Linked DNA regions of Homo sapiens: region 2 is linked to region 1. The links are chromatin loops, found by intact Hi-C in ENCODE. Cell type or tissue: psoas muscle. All regions are shown on one strand.

Region 1 (2,500 bases):
AATAGTGCAGATTAAATTTAGTGGTATGTTGTGTGTCTAGCTATTGAATTGTGAACAGCACAAAAACGTGAGGAAATGTTTGTCCGGTGTCTCGAAACTTGTATCCAGATCAGGAAAGAAGTTGCTTCATAGCTGGGCGTGGTGGCTTACACTCGTAATACCAAGACTTTGGGAGGCCAAGGCATGCAGAGCACTTGAGCTCAGGAGTTCGAGACCAGCCTGGACATGGCAAAACCCCCTCTCTACAAAAAATACAAAAATTAACTGGGCATGGTGGCATGCACCTGTAATCCCAGCTACTTGGGAGGCTGAAGTGAGAGGATTCCTTGAGCCCAGGAGATCGAGGTTTTGGTGAGCCATGATTGAGCCGTTGCACTCCAGCCTGGGTAGCAGAGTGAGATCCTGTCTTAACAAAATTTAAAAATACAAAAAAAATTTAAAAAGAAGTTACATCATGATGAAGAATAAATGAAATTTCTCAGTTATTTCACCTTTGTCTTTCTTGCTAAGGTAAACAAAAATATCAATCAATATTCATGGTGCTGCATTCATTTGTCAACTGTAATCATAAATGCACTAGGAACACCAGAGTTCTGCAAAAATCGATAAAACCATTCTGCCAGAATCAATTTGCTATTTGGAATTTATGATAAGGAGCAGTGTATACTTTATTATTTTTTGCAATAAAAATTTGAAAGCCACATTGCTAACATATTAACAACTATGCATTTCTATTAATAGCTTAATGGCAAAAATAAAAGTCCTGCAATCTTCACTTCTTATTGACATTTTTCTATTCAATAGAATATATATATATAGTCTTCCAGCTTAGATTACACAGGTGATATCTGGATAGATAGATCATGGGATTCAGTAAAACAGTTTTTACTTTGAATGAAAAAAAATGACCTGTAAATTTTTTTTTCTAGAATTGACCTAATACAAAACAAATTGCTCAGGACCCGGTAAGGCACTAGTGTATTTTTATCTTTTTAACCACAGCCCTCTTTCGCAGGCTGAACACCTTAGGGACCATCAACCCCCGGTGGTGTCGTTTCCAGTGAAAACCGAACTCCGGGATGTAGCCGGATTGGAGAGAAGCGAGTGACGCGTGCGCCCCCTTCCTGCGGCGGATGGATGAACGGTAGGAAGCTCGCGGTCGGCGGTGAAAACACCCGGCCGCTGGGGCAGCGCCGCCCAAGGAGGGTGGAAGGGCGCTGCTCCGGGATGGAGACCAGAGGGGCGGCTCTGGGGCCGCCTCGGGCGGGGGACCCCCTGAGCCTTCGCTTGAGCGGCGCCGTGGATCGGAAGCAGCGCGGGCCCGCAGCCACAATTTCACCAAAGTCCAAGAAGCAGGAGGCTGCGCGCGCCGGGGGCTGCAGCCTTTTCCATTAGCCCCTGCTCCGGGCTGGGGAAGCGGGAATAGCGAGTCTTTCCCGACTCGGAGGACCTGGCACGGTGTGGCCTGCGCTCCACGGGGCTCCCAGGCATGTGCAGTTATTGTGGGGTGGGGCGATTAATAGATCTGCTCTTCCCTCTCCCCCTACCCCAGCTCATTCCTTCTGCTCACTGCCTGAAGGGAAGCCTATGCCCTAGACGAAAAGAAAAGGCCTGACTGGTCTCCAAAATCCAAGATTTTAGGAACTCGGGGAAGACTTCTAGCTGGAAAAAAGTTGGGGAGAAAATCCTGAAGGAAGGCTGAGTAGCGTTGGGTTTCCGCAGAGGCAAGAAAATATTGAAGGAGGGGTGATGGAGTGGAATGGAAGCACAGCCCTGGGTCATAGTGAAGGGAGATTTGCACCCCTTCCTGGGCAGAGCCCCAGGAGACAGCAAAACCCCAGTTATGTTGTGGGATCCAAGCAACGATCCCACGGGCCCCTTGTGCCCTACTTCCCAGAGGTAGCCTTGGGGAAGTTGTGGGCCTGAGCGGAAGGGCCACAGCATGGCCCAGGATAGCCTTCCTCCATGCCCTCGCCCTGCACCCCATCTCCCCCAGCCTGAGTGAGGCCAGGGGCCTGAGCACCACCTGGAAGTGGCAGAGGACCGCAGACCTGTGGGAGCCACTCCACCAGCATGGGGCCACACCAGCAGGGCCACATCCGTCTCTAAGGTTCCTTTGTGCAAATTGGGAAAAGGCACCCTTTGTGGGAAGATGGATGAGCCCACTGGGTGCATGACCTGGTCCGTGGATGGTTCCTTGGTGCTAAGGAAGAGATGCCCTGCCTCAGGGTGGAGGCTGTCCTGCACCCACTTCCATAGCTCAGCAAGGACAGCACAGGTGGGATTTCAGTCCCACTGATCACCCCATCCGGATATGTTTGTGCAGTGAACAAGCTGGTTAACTATCCAAAGTGGTCCACTGTCCCAGCCTCTGCCTGTAGGGATGAAGATCTAGGGCTCTCTTGGAAGGCTAGTGGATGCCAGCACTGATGGGTGGCATGAGGACCAGGTGGGCCCCCCACCCTGGTGCCTTAGCACTGTGTAAGTCCTCAACAGTTCT
Region 2 (2,500 bases), 110 kb before region 1:
GACCAGCCTAGGCAAGATGGGGAGACCCCCATCTCTACAAAAATATTTTTTAATTTATCCAAGTGTGGTGGTGCTCACCTATAGTCCTAGCTACTCAGGAGACTGAGGTGGGAGGATCTCTTTTTTTTTTTTTTTTTTTGAGATGCAGTCTCACTCTGTCACCCAGGCTGGAGTGCAATGGCGCGATCTCGGCTCACTGCAAGTTCTACCTTCCCGGGTTCACGCCATTCTCCTGCCTCAGCTCCCGAGTAGTGGGGACTACAGGCACCCACCACCACGCCTGGCTAATTTTTTGTATTTTTTAGTAGAGACGGTGTTTCACCGTGTTAGCCAGGATGGTCTCGATCTCTTGACCTTGTGATGTGCCCACCTCGGCCTCCCAAAGTGCTGGGATTACAGGCGTGAGCCACCGCACCCGGCCGGGAGGATCTCTTGAGCCCAGGAATTTGAGTTTGCAGTGAGCTGTGCAACACCACTGCACTCCAGCCTGGATGACAAAGCAAAACTCTGTCTCTTTAAATAAATAAATAAATAAGATACTCTTACATTCCCACTAGAATGGCTAAAAAAATTTTAAGACTACTAATAGCAAACATTTGGAAGGATGTGATTCTCTGATATGCTCTCTCATATACCATTGTTTCAAATATATTTGGTGTAACTACTTTAGAAAACTATTTGGCATTGTCTCCTAAATTTAAACATTTGCATACCTTTTGACCCAGCAGTATCACTACTAAATTATACACCCAATAGAAATGCATGCATGTTTTCACCAAAAGACATAGCCAAGAATATTCAAAGCTACATTATTTGTAATAGCCAAGAGTTGGAAACAGCCTAAATGTTCACCAAAAGTAAAACAGAAAAAATGTGATGTTAATATAAATAAAATGATTAAAACTACTCCTATGCTTAACAGCATGAATGGCTCTCACAATGTGTAGTGAAAGAAGCCAGATGCAAAAGAATCATACTGTACAATTCCATTTATATAACTGGAGGAGGAAGAAGGTTGTTAGTGACTGGGAAGGCTTTACCAGTCCAGAATCCCTTCCTGCCAGAAATTAGGTATTCTGTCTTATAAGATAGGAAATACACAATTCAGAGCTCCAAGATATAATATTTGTTGCATCTGTTGAGACCTAATATATCAGTATTTAACATTGAGCAGTGTTGCTATAAAAAAGAGTAAATGATCCTCTGGCACCTCCTCTGAGTGCTTTCCAAATTAGCAACACCAAGCCTTGCCAGCAGATGGCGGGCCCTGTACACATCTAGGCTGAATAGCCAACAAGAATTTAAGTTAATATTCCAGACTATTCTACAAAGTTACTTTTGTGTTTAGCCAAGTTGTTTCAAACTTTGCTACTTCTTTTCATCCTAATTCTTCACCCTGATATAATCACCACAATGTGCATGTTTAAACTGTATAATTTTCATTCAATTACTTTGCTTCATTTCCTTATTGAAATGTATTTTGTCCAAATTTATCTGCTTTAGAAATTAACAAGGTGTTTTGGATTTATGCACTTCTGTAGGTAAGCTTGAACCATGAGGGCCTTTTCTTTTGCCAGGTCTTGGAAGTGGAAGGCCAAGATAATTTCTCAGGCAGCGCTCATTGGATTTATGTCCCCCCCTTTTTTTTTTTTTTTTTTTTTTGAGATAGGGTCTTACTCTGTTGCTCTGGCTGGAGTACAGTTTCACAGTGACAGCTCACGGCAGCCTTGACCTCCTGGGCTCAAGCAGTCCTCCCCTCTCAGCCTCTTGACTAGCTGGGACTACAGGCACGTGCCACTGCACCCAGCTAATTTTATTTTTTTGTAGAGACAGGGTCTTACTACTATATTGCCCAGGCTGGGCTCAAGCGATCCTCCTGTCTCGGCCTCCCAAAGTGTTAGAATTACAGGCATGAACCACTGCACTCAGTCCTATGTCCCTCTTAAAAGGATATCTTTTAGTGTATCATCTTCCTGCCCTGCCTGTCCTTTTATGGTGCCCATCGCAACAGCCCAGTGCCTTTCTCCCTGGGCTGACAGATAAGTGCCGCGGGGTGACTCATGCTCCATGCCTCCCATCCCTGACTATGGCCTGAAACTTCTCTCCTTCTTCCTCTCCTCTGTTCCGGTGCTACTTCGTACAGTAATGGTTTGTTAACTTTGGAGAGTGAATCCAAATCATGTATTCTTATGTGCACAGTTATATTTCTTTAAATCTGGTAAAGAAAGTCACTTACAAAAAGGGGCAAATTTATCCCCAGTGTTAAGAATTATTTTCTATCCTGGTTATTGATAGATGCCCAGAGAGAAATAGTTGTCTTTGTATATACAGGCATATGCCATTGCACATGCATGCACACACACACACACACACACACACACACACATCCCTCTTTAAATTATCTTTCTATGCAGCATGATGATGACCTATTGAGACTATTGCTCCAGAACATGTGATTTTCCCCCAGCTCTCTCTGACTGCTTGACATGTCCTTGAAGTC

What was found. A loop is a pair of places that touch in the nucleus more often than their neighbours do. Peaks named below come from ENCODE experiments on the same cell type or tissue, not always from the same donor. Only the 100,000 strongest peaks of a DNase experiment are listed, where the experiment ranks them.
Region 2: it touches region 1 in a loop (10-fold over the local background); 105 of 110 quality-filtered maps call a loop at or near these places.

Annotation. Positions count from the first base shown.
Region 1 is chr15:99,099,367-99,101,866 of GRCh38, reverse strand. SYNM-AS1 (SYNM antisense RNA 1) reads left to right here. Exons shown (of 3, transcript NR_187219.1): 2 at 1,016-1,144. Among named protein-coding and RNA genes, the nearest start is that of SYNM, 4.5 kb to the left of the region's middle. RefSeq lists an enhancer at 881-1,687. In psoas muscle, a CTCF peak has its summit at 1,132; a DNase peak (open chromatin) is centred at 1,116; H3K4me3 peaks cover 1,955 bases; H3K27ac peaks cover 1,739 bases.
Region 2 is chr15:99,212,147-99,214,646 of GRCh38, reverse strand. All of the region lies in intron 8 of TTC23 (tetratricopeptide repeat domain 23), which reads left to right. Among named protein-coding and RNA genes, the nearest start is that of TTC23, 36 kb to the left of the region's middle. RefSeq lists an enhancer at 1-377 and a silencer at 2,457-2,500. In psoas muscle, a CTCF peak has its summit at 1,251 (motif pointing right); DNase peaks (open chromatin) are centred at 1,246 and 2,036; H3K27ac peaks cover 2,065 bases.